Regions from separate parts of the Mus musculus genome. Here region 1 is linked to region 2. A link is a loop called in an ENCODE intact Hi-C map of the cell type or tissue named here. Cell type or tissue: gastrocnemius. All regions are shown on one strand. Links, peaks and the distances in the headings refer to the core of each region. The heading gives the core; the rest is flanking DNA.

The links. Hi-C counts contacts between places; a loop is a spot of excess contacts. Peaks named below come from ENCODE experiments on the same cell type or tissue, not always from the same donor. Only the 100,000 strongest peaks of a DNase experiment are listed, where the experiment ranks them.
Region 1: a loop joins it to region 2, with 2.7 times the contacts of the local background. A loop is called at or near these places in 1 of 42 quality-filtered maps.

Annotation. Positions count from the first base shown.
Region 1 is chr6:83,052,267-83,057,636 of GRCm38, reverse strand. It overlaps Loxl3 (lysyl oxidase-like 3), which reads right to left. Exons shown (of 14, transcript NM_013586.5): 14 at 5,071-5,370. Htra2 (HtrA serine peptidase 2) reads left to right here and starts at 3,066. Exons shown (of 8, transcript NM_019752.3): 1 at 3,066-3,716; 2 at 3,820-4,024; 3 at 4,114-4,308; 4 at 4,567-4,599; 5 at 4,834-4,939; 6 at 5,095-5,164. The coding sequence starts at 3,211. It overlaps Aup1 (ancient ubiquitous protein 1), which reads right to left and starts at 3,116. Exons shown (of 12, transcript NM_007517.4): 1 at 2,805-3,116; 2 at 2,589-2,726; 3 at 2,358-2,508; 4 at 1,947-2,131; 5 at 1,667-1,739; 6 at 1,497-1,570; 7 at 1,203-1,269; 8 at 993-1,095; 9 at 759-878; 10 at 544-659; 11 at 243-361; 12 at 1-139. The coding sequence starts at 2,941. The coding sequence ends at 103. In gastrocnemius, for the core only: a CTCF peak has its summit at 2,334; DNase peaks (open chromatin) are centred at 2,390, 3,055 and 3,926; H3K4me3 peaks cover 3,710 bases; H3K27ac peaks cover 3,131 bases.
Region 2 is chr6:83,162,748-83,168,117 of GRCm38, reverse strand. 1700003E16Rik (RIKEN cDNA 1700003E16 gene) reads right to left here. Exons shown (of 4, transcript NM_027948.1): 4 at 5,143-5,370. The coding sequence ends at 5,227. Gm15624 (a long non-coding RNA gene) reads left to right here. Exons shown (of 2, transcript XR_003956319.1): 2 at 1,480-2,575. It also overlaps a transcript of Dctn1 not described here. Among named protein-coding and RNA genes, the nearest start is that of Gm15624, 7.3 kb to the left of the region's middle. In gastrocnemius, for the core only: CTCF peaks have their summits at 2,482 (motif pointing left) and 5,119 (motif pointing left); DNase peaks (open chromatin) are centred at 2,164, 2,418 and 5,129; H3K4me3 peaks cover 2,536 bases; H3K27ac peaks cover 2,449 bases.

The DNA.
Region 1 (5,370 bases), core at 172-5,171, 110 kb after region 2:
CCTCCCTTTTTACCACCCACTCATCCGGCCTGTTGTTAGCTGGGTGAGGGCTGCCCCCAGTCTCCGTCCTGCGGCTCTGGGTACCATCCTGTTCCTTTGGGCTCATTCAGCCTCCTGGGCCTGTCTCTCTCTGAATCTCCTGTGGGACATGGGGGAGAGAGTGTATAGGCTTTGTCACATCAGCTTCATCAGGCCTTTCTCCAACTTGTTCTTTCTCACATATTGTCCTCTAACCCTCTCACCTTCTTGCATATTCATACAGTGCCTGCTTGCGCTCCTGCAGGCTCTCCTGACGGGCCCAGGAAGACTTGGCAAACGTTAGGGCTGTGGGCTGAGGGGTCGCCAGGCCCGAGCTGGGGAACTGAGGTGATCACAATGTCAGAGGGCTTGCGAAGTCATCATCATTATACACCCATCGAATGCCTACTTTGCAAGAGAGGCACTGTGCTAGGGTCTCAACATCAAGGCGAGAAGTCAGGGAGAGGGAGCAGAGACTGCCCAGACCTGCCCTTAAGTCTTGGCCTTGACTACTCCAGGTCTCACCTTTGGGGCAGAGGGTGCAGGCGGGGACTGAGATCCCTCAGTGACATCTTCAGGCATGAAAGCCACAGCCCCCTCGAGCAGGTTTGTGATGGTCAAGTCTACACACCCAGTCCTGGCTGGGAAGAGAGGGGCAGAGTGTCCACTCCCTGTACCCCTTCTCTGTTGAGACCCATTTTCCTGTGTCTGCCATTCTGTGATGCTACCCTTTCCCATACCCAGGTCTCTCTGGATGACATTCAATGGCACATGGGGCAGAACCTCCTTGACTCTGTGAGCGAGAGTGGTCAGCTGCACATCAGAAGAAGGGCTGGGAGGAGAAGGAAAAGAAGACTGCACTGTTTAAAAGAAAAAAAAATGAGGTGAGTGGATTACTGAGAGAGGCAGACACGCGTAAGGAGGGAAGCAAAACCACCAAGCGCAGCAAGCATCTTTGTGCCCAGATCACACACCTGACTGGGGGCGTAATCTGGGGTGTCTTTGTCGCTTCATGTGTTCTGCTTTGTCTGCTGGAGTGAGCCGTGTCCCTATCTGGCCCAATTCTTTGGCCACCAGCTAGGGAGAATTGGAAGGTTATAGCTGTAGCCTCGTCAGGTCTTCTTCCCCTTCTCCCCAGGAGGGAGGGACCCCCCCACTTCCACCACACCCCTGTTCACTACCACCTGTTGTACACGGAGCGCAAACTCCTCACTCTCTTCCCCTAGCTGTCGACGAATGGGATGAAGCCACCTACAAAAACCAGAGCCCTGCCCTGTTAAGTCGACAGGGGCTAAGGGTATGGCCCTTCCCCATTTATCTTGGAACAGTGGTGGGGAGAGTAGGGAGATGAAGATAAGTGTTGCTTCTGTTAGAACTTCGACATTAACAAACCACAGGCAGACAGGATAGTGGTCACTACTTCCATGCCCTTGAGGTGAACACCTTCCCAGCCACCAAAAACGGAGGACAGTTAGTACCTTACTTGATACACCGTGAAAGGAACAAAAAGGGACCACAGCAGTTCTGAGACCCAGGAGGCATCTGACACCGTCTGAGGGGAGGGCATGAAGTGAGGTCTAAGCCAGGGCCACAGGTGGGAAACTTCCCTTCCAGACCCCAGAGTAGTCCCTGTCCAGCATGCACTCACCACAGAGACCAGGGGTCTCTGAACTTGCAGGGTAAGAGGTTGTACCACGTCCTGAATAGAAAATGGCCACGAACTAAGAGAGAGGGAGAGAGAGCGAGTAGTATGGGAGTTCAGCCTAGCCCAGCCAACCACTTATATCTGACTTAAACTAGTAAACTGTCCAACTCCATAAGCAGACAACTGAGGAATTAAGAATTTCGAGGGCAGGGCTAAAAGTGGGCAGACAGGAAAGGAACTAGGGCACCCACTCAACTGGAGCCAGATGCCTGCGCTTACCCACCTGAAACGCAGCAGCCCTTCTCGGCCATTGGTGGCCTCTTCCTCGGGGAAGAGCAGCAAAGGTGTGGGCGGAAGCCTCGTGGAAGCACAGAATTTCTTGAGTGACTCCACCAACTCCACCCGCCTATCCATCTCCATGAAGCCCCGAGACCAACACACAAAGCTGGGGGGACTATTGAGTAGAGGCTGAGAACGGGGAGAAAAAGCAAGAAGAATGGAAGGAAATGTCAAAAAGAGAAAGAGAAAGGAAAAGACAGAAAGAAAGAGGAAAAGGGTGACACGTGAGGTGGCGATTAAGGGGCTGGGGGAAAGGCTCGGTGTTCCCCAAGAGAATCCCAATGGGTAAAGGGGAGCCTTGAGCTTGGGCCTGGGGAGCCACCCGGTGGCGCTCTCGGCCTCGCCCCCCACTCACGGTGCTACAGGTGGTGAGGAGGTTGACTATGTTGTGGTCAAAAGGTGTTACGTGGTTGGAAATAAGGACCCTGACGCGGTGATCGCGGAGTCCGGAGTCCTCCTGCCGGGCCACGAGCCCCAGGACCGCACACATGGTTCGTACCACGAACCTGGGGACACAGGCGGCGGTGACCGTGCGGTCCAGAGCCCAGCCCAGCCCCGATGCTCCCCCGGGCGCCGCGGTCCGCACCTGCGGAGGACGCTGTCGGGCAGAGCGCAGCTGACCAGGAAGACGTGGAGCCCGAGGAAGAGTCGCAGGACCAGGAGGCAGAGGCCGACCGGCGCGTAGAGCAGTAGCGCGAGCAGCAGGAAGCCGTCACTCGGGAGCCTGTGGCGAGAGGCGACGCGATCAGGCGCCGAAGCTGACAGGACGCGCTGACCGGTCTCTTCCCTCCGCAGCGCTTACCGGTGCGAGTCAAAGAGCCGCTCCGGCCCCGGAGCTGGGGGAGGTTCCATCGCAGCCGCTTCAGGAGAGCGGGGCCGCTGTCGCCGCCATCTTCGCAGGGCCGCGGGGGCCCCTGGGAAGGCGGAGTCTTTGGGCATCCGCCGAGACGCCAGAACCTGAGGCCCGGAGGCGCCCCGGAAGGGCTAGCGTTCCCAGCATGCCTCGCGGCCCCGGGGAATGTGTGTGTATGTGTGTGTGTTTGTGTGTGAGCGTGTGCGTATGCTGGAGAGGAGCGCGTCCTGACGGGACTACGTTTCCCGGCATGCGCTGAACAGCTACCGTCGTGCCCTGCTTCTCCTAGACCGCTTGCCGGGTTCTAGAGGACCGCCTCTGAGTAGGGCGGGCGAGGAGAGTCGAGGCGGAGCTGATGGCTGCGCTGAAAGCGGGGCGGGGTGCAAACTGGAGCCTTCGGGCATGGCGGGCTTTGGGGGGCATCTTCTGGAGGAAGCCTCCCCTGTTAGCTCCTGACCTCCGGGCTCTGCTGACGTCAGGAACTCCTGACTCTCAGATCTGGATGACTTATGGGACCCCCAGTCTCCCGGCCCAGGTGCCTGAGGGGTTCCTTGCATCACGGGCAGATCTGACGTCTAGGACCCCGGATCTCTGGGCACGATTGAATGTGGGGACTTCAGGCTCCAGTGACCAGGAGGCCCGCAGGAGCCCTGGAAGCCGTCGGCGCGAATGGCTGGCGGTGGCGGTGGGCGCAGGAGGTGCAGTGGTGCTGCTGTTGTGGGGTTGGGGTCGGGGTCTTTCCACGGTGCTGGCTGCTGTTCCTGCTCCGCCACCCACTTCTCCCCGGAGCCAGTACAATTTCATCGCAGATGTGGTGGAGAAGACAGCCCCTGCTGTGGTCTATATCGAGATCCTAGACCGGTAATGGTGAAGTTGACCAGGAGGTGTTGAACTGCCGTTAGTGAAGGCAAGGGAGCAGGATGAGGTGGAAGCTGCAGTGTAATGGGTACTTTCCCCATCCCAGGCACCCTTTCTCCGGCCGTGAAGTCCCCATCTCAAACGGATCAGGATTCGTAGTGGCTTCAGATGGGCTCATCGTTACCAACGCCCACGTGGTGGCTGATCGGCGCCGAGTACGAGTGAGGCTGCCTAGCGGGGATACTTATGAGGCCATGGTCACAGCTGTGGATCCCGTAGCAGACATTGCCACACTGAGGATTCAAACCAAGGTGGGGATGGAGTAGGCCAGATCTGATGGCAGCTGTTCTCTTGCTCCCTTCTTAAAATGACCAGTTTTGCTGGCCTTGTTTCCCTTAAGGAGCCTCTTCCCACACTGCCCCTCGGCCGCTCTGCTGATGTCCGGCAAGGGGAGTTTGTTGTTGCCATGGGAAGCCCCTTTGCACTGCAGAACACGATCACATCTGGTATTGTCAGCTCTGCTCAGCGCCCAGCCAGGGACCTGGGACTCCCTCAAAACAACGTGGAATACATTCAGACCGATGCAGCTATTGATGTGCGTCCTGATATGAGGGAAATTAGGTGCTAAGGTTGGAATTGGGGAGAACAGCTGTTGGGTATGAGCACCAACTGACACGTGGTGGTGACTGGGCCTGTATCAGAGGTTGGGCTGCAAAAGGCAGCCTCTCTAGTTCATGTGCTAGGAATGGAATTTGAAAAATTTCCCTACACCCTGTTTATGTCCTCGGTCTTAGAATTCCCAGAGCATGGGATTCCAGATCTTTTTGATGTTTTCTTTCATTTTATCTCACAGTTTGGAAATTCTGGTGGTCCCCTGGTTAACCTGGTGAGTGTCCGTGTTCTTCTAAGAATCCATGCCCCAGGTTAGTGTGGGAAGTGTGGGTTTTCCTCTGATTTAGGGAATTTTAGCTAAGTCTCTAGTCTCTTGTTCCTCTCCTGGTATACAGACAGACAGACAGACAGACAGACTTCTGTCCCCAAATCCTTGCTACTCTTGTTCAGGTGCCCCCATCCTCTGCCATCTGTGTGGGCTAGGGGACAGGGGGCTGTGTCCCTGCAGGATGGGGAGGTGATTGGAGTGAACACCATGAAGGTGACAGCTGGAATCTCCTTTGCCATCCCTTCTGATCGCCTTAGGGAGTTTCTGCATCGCGGGGAAAAGAAAAGTGAGCCTGTCTTACAGGGAAAGGGGTTCCTTTAAAATGGAGGATGGGACTTAGGGGAGGGCATTCACTGGGGCTTGGTATAGAGGGGTGTGCTGGTAGAAAGTAAGGGAAAGAATGTAGCTGGGGGGCGGTTCATTTGTCCTCTTTTATTACAGATTCCTGGTTTGGAACCAGTGGGTCCCAGCGCCGCTACATTGGAGTGATGATGCTGACCCTGACTCCCAGGTATGTTAGTGTGGTGATATATACATATACATATATATGTATGTTAGTGTGGTGATATATACATATATCTATATATATGTATATATATATACACCTATACATACATACACACACACACCCCTACACACACACCATACACACACCCTATCCTTTTCTTGGGTTTTCTCTCATGTCTGTTTTTTCCTAAGATAAGCTGTTGTCTTCTG
Region 2 (5,370 bases), core at 187-5,186:
AGTAAGCTAACCTCAAACTCACAGAGATCTGCCTGCTTCTGCCTCCCGAGTGCTGGGATTAAAGGTATATGCCACCTCACCTGGTAAGAGTTAACTTTTTTTGTTTGTTTGTGTTTTGAGACAGTCTGTCCATGTAGCCCAAGCTGTCCTGGAACTCACTCTGGAGACCAGGATGTACTCGAACTCACAGAGATTCACTTACCTCTGCCTCCCAAGTGTTGGCATTAAAGTTGAATACTACAAAACCAGGCTCACTCCTGGTAGCTCCCATTTTTAATCCCAGCACTTGGGAGTCGGATCTCTAAGTTCAAGGCTGCCTGGTCTACAGAGTGAGTTCCAGGACAGCCAGGACTACACAGAAAAACACTGTCTCAAAAAACAAAAACAGCACCCAAGTTGAGTGTTACCCACACCTGGAAAGTCAGCTTTTCCTTGGTTTAACTCTAAGAGATAGCCTAGACAAGGACAGATGCCACAGGGAGGCTTACACTAAGAATCCTAGCAACTGGGGTGTTCAGGAGAAGCAGGCACTGAAGGCCAGTTGTGGCTACACAGGGAGTTTGAGGCCAGCCTCTATCTCGGGGGGGGGGGGGGCATATTCAGTTATTTCCCCATTATTAGAACTGTTCAAGCCTGATTGCAAAATTTGCCAAACTGACAAGAGTATCACATATGGAGGTCAGCTACAGCAAAGGTGGCTGCGGTTAGAAGCCCAGCACTGAGATGAGAGGAGGCTGAGAGGTCTTCTGGTCCTAACTCCTGGTTTAAGGGCTGGATAAAGTAACTAACCCAGAGCAGTAGTTTGTTCTACATAGCAGGTAGCAAAATGTGCCTGTCAGCTAAGATCTTGCCCCTGAACAGCATCACCTGAGAACCTGTTACAAATGCAGACTAGATAAGAGCTATATTTCCACCAGACTCTATTAAACACATACCTCCATTAAAGTAAAAACCACTGGCACACACTGCCCCTTTACAATGGTGGGTTTCTACCTCGGGAACTTCATTTCCAAAAACAGCACCAGACGTTAAGTAGACACGACCAAAACTCAAGCAAGCAAGCAAGCAAGCAAACAAACAAACAAAAATCCAGTATCTCCCTGTCTATTTGGGGGAGATTATGCATATATATATATATATACATACATATATACACACACACACACACACACATACATACACACATACATACACACACATACACATGCCCTAGAGACTCTTGAGAAATATATCCAGCATACTAAAAGTTCTGAAATAGTCTGCTGAGAAAACCTGAACTTTCAAATATATATATGAATGCAAAGCACCTTTTACATAATAAAGTTATGGAGCTGAAGAGCTGGTTCAGTGGTTAAGAGCACCTACTGTTCTTACAGAGGACCTGACTTCAGTTACTAGAACTACAACTGGCTCTAACTCCAGCTGCAGGGGCCTGACATTTCTGGTCCCTACACTCATACATATTTTCCTATTTTTTAGGTTATCCTTATCTGTTTAAATACAGTACAAGAAGACAGGCTTTGACAGCACAGTAGGCTAAGGACGCCAATTTCTGACACAGTTCTTCCATTCTCAGTACCTTTTAAGTACACCAGGGTAACAAGGGGCCAGCAGCCGCTTGCAGCTCTCTGCGCTGCTGTAAATGGATTTCAGTCTAAAGACCTGCCTCTTTGAAAACAGCAATTTCGCATCTGTGTGCTTTAGCTGTCGTCCTGCTCAGTTACGAGAGGTGTGTGTACAAGACGACTACACAAGGATCGTTTTGTAAGCCTAGTTGGACCCCAGGACAAGGCGTACTCACACATCAAACGCATTTCCAGACCCTCCACGTCTGAACCCTCTAGGATTAATTTTTGTCTTCGTTTAACACAAATTCCTAAACACGTGCCCACAGAAAGCCTGCGCTCACTACGGTGTCACAGTAAGCAGGGGCCCCTCGCAAATCTGAAGGAGAGTGGGCAAGCCTGGGAGAAGCGCTCAGCGGGGCCCCAGGCCTGCCCGGCCGCCCGCCCGGGTGCCACCCACCCTTCGAGCCCACCAAGTCCTAACCCCGAGTCCCCGCCAGCTCCGCGAGAGCTTCGGGGCAGCTCAGCAGACAGTCGGCGGGGTCGCCGCCCGCGTACCTGCTGTCAGGGCTCCGCGCCCCGATCGGCCCCGCCGCCGCCCGCCGCTCCGGACTTGCTGCCCCGCCCCGCCCCGCCCCACGGACTGCCCTGCGCGCCGCCCGCTCCCGCAGTGATCCCCAAAGCCCTCGGGTCCCAGAAAACTCTAGATTTCTGTGAGCAGTCTCCTCATTCCTGCTGCCTCGCCCTAGCTGACAAGGTCTCGCCAAGCGAGGCAGAGAAAACATCGATAAGGCACTGAGCTAGACACCTGCGGCAGGATGCGTGCATGTGTGCATGCGCACGCGCACTACGTCTGGGAAGTGGATTAGGACCGCGGTCGTGAGGCGGGGCGGGGTGAACGCCCTCTGCTGGAGGAGGATCTTAGGGGAAGGATTGGGAATTTTGTTTTGATCTCAAAAAGTGACAATTATGGCCTGGAGATCGGGAGAAATAAATTAAGATGTCCATTCCCTTTTTTTCTCCCCTCTTCAGCATTCCTCAACCCCCATCCCCCAGAAACGGAACTGTCTAGAACCATTGCTGTCAGCAGCATTGAGGTGCGTCTTTTCAATGGAGGTGGTATAGAAAGTTTCAACAGTCCTTTTGTCTTCAGTGGCTTATTGCTAGCTTTTGAGAGTTAACTGGCTTGTTAAAACTAGCGACAATCCAGTACTAGACAGGATGAGGCAGGAGGATTGCCCCGAGTTCTAAATTAGCCTGAGGTACTAAGGTACCAAGTATACAATGATTTAGGCAGGCATGAAGGAAGGATCAAGCAAATGTGCAACTCCACAGGAGGAGGAGTTAGGATTTCACAGACCGGTTCCAATTCCTCCTCCAGTCTATGAGCTGTGTGAAATCCTGTGCTGGTAACAGCCTCTCAGTATCATGTCCTTATTTGTAAAATGACTGTCAGTGACAGGATCTAGAAAGAATGGACACCTCCTCTATAGCAATCCTCTCACCCCCATTTCACCTTCTAAATATTTCTATTTATTCTGAACATACAATGCATTCCTACCATTCAAAAATCAAACTGGAGCCTGTGGAATGGGTCAGCAACTAAAGGGACTTACCATACAAGCCTGACAACTTGAGTGTGATTCCTGGAATCCACGTGAAGATAGGAGAGAACTGACCAAACACACGGACACACCAGACCACACGCACACCACATATCACACATACACACACATACACACACCACCACCACATACACATATACACTGTACACACAAACTACCAAATGAAATATAATAATAAAATTAATACTTAAGTATTTACTGGGCCAAACATGATGGTACATGCCTTTAATTCCAGCACTCTAAATGCAGGGGAAGGTGGTTCTCTAAAAGCTGAAGGCCAGCCTGTAGTATGGATTAAGTTCCAGGCCAGTCAGGATTACATAGCCAGGATTGGGCTGCGGCGATGGCTCAGTGGATAAGAGCACTGACTACTAGCCAGCTTGATCTACAGAGCTAGTTCCAGGACATCCAGGGACATACAGAGAAAGCTGACAGAAAGTACCACATCTCAAGCCCCCTGGAAAAGTATGTACTGAGAAGCCTCCCTTTAGCCCTTGTCCCACCCTAGTATAACCTTCTTGCTTGCTACAGGTAATTGGTTTCTTGGTCATCTGGTAGATGTTTTAAATACAGGCTCTTATGAACACAGAGTTCTACTCCTTTCATCTCTTATGCAATAGGTAGTACAGTATAGAGACTTACATTCTGCCTTTTTTCCTTTATAGAATCTGTAAGGTTTATATTTTATGAGTGTTTTGCCTACATGTATGGTATGTCTGCACACCAGGCACATGGGAAAGACAGAAAAGGGCTTAGGTCCCCTGGAGCTAGAACTGGTTGGAGATGGTTGTGAGCGGAGCCATGTGGGTGCTGGGAATTGAACTCAGGTCTTTTGGAAGAGCTGCCAGTAACCACTCTTAACTAACACTGAGCCATCAAATTCAAATGAAGTGGGTAAATGTTTTCCGGTTATACAAGCTGTATTTGAAATCTCAGCACTTGGGAGGTTTAGGTATGAGGAGTTCAAGGCCACCCATGGCCTGACAGCCATCCTGCACTACAAGAGAACATCTCTTGAAAAACAGAGAGAGATCCTCATGTGTAGGTGTACATATTTATCAACTGGATTCCTCTAGTTACTTTGTTTCCAGTTGTATGCATGTGTGTTCATGTTTGTGGGAGCACACATGCGTGTATGTGCATTTGGAAGCCAGAAGTTGACCTGGAATCTCTTCCTCAATCACCCTCCTCCTCCTCCTCCTCCTCATTATTATTATTATTATTATTATTATTATTATTATTTTGAGAAAGGGTCTCTCACTGAACCTGGAATTCAATTCTGGCTAGACTGGCTGGCCAGCAAACCCTAGGGCTTGTCCCATCTAAACTTCCCCAGAATGGAGAGTATGGGCTGGGGGCTTATTTGCAGGTCCTCAATGCTTTGCTTTACATAGTAAGTGCTCTACTGGCTGAGCCAGCCTCCTGGCCCACTTTCTAGTCTTTTGCTGTTCCGTGTTGTGCAACCATGAGGGTACATAGGACATTTCACATGTGAGCATATTTGTGTATATATTAATTGCTTAAAATGTATTGGCTGTGTGTATGTGTCTGGTTGATACAATGTTTTTCTGTCATATGCAAAATTCTAGGTTCATTTCCCTGAACACAGGAGTAAAAATCAAACGGAAAAAAATAGGTGTTTCAATCCAAGATGAACTAATAAGCTCCAGGAGCTAGGAAAGGAGAGCGAATTAATGTGTGGACTCACTCTATGCTTATAATCACAGTTATGCACTTCCTCCCTTACTGAAAGGACAAAGTTCTGCCTGGGAGCCAGATTTACCTTACGGTCCTTCTATCTTCCCTTTTAACGAGTGTTTTGAGGACAGGGGGGGTGGGGGGTGGTGGAGGTGAGACAGAGAACGCTAGGGAACAACCTTATCCCTAAGCCTTGTCTCCTAAGCCATGACAACTGCGCCCCCTGGAGTCCCGTTAAGGAAATAAACAGGTTTGGAAGAAATGGCACCATCTTTGCCAGTCAGTTCCTGCGGCAATTCGTTTATTTTTGAGCAAGGTCCATTTCCCAGTGTGGAGGCTCAGGACCCAGAGTGGGGCACAGGCTTGGTGGGGAGCAGCCAGGCTTTGGGGGTCTCGTTCCTTATCTGTTTCATAATCACCTGAGGCTTGGACACACCTGTCTGGATGGGTTGCTGCTCAGGCGCCTGGGGGGTGCCTTCTTC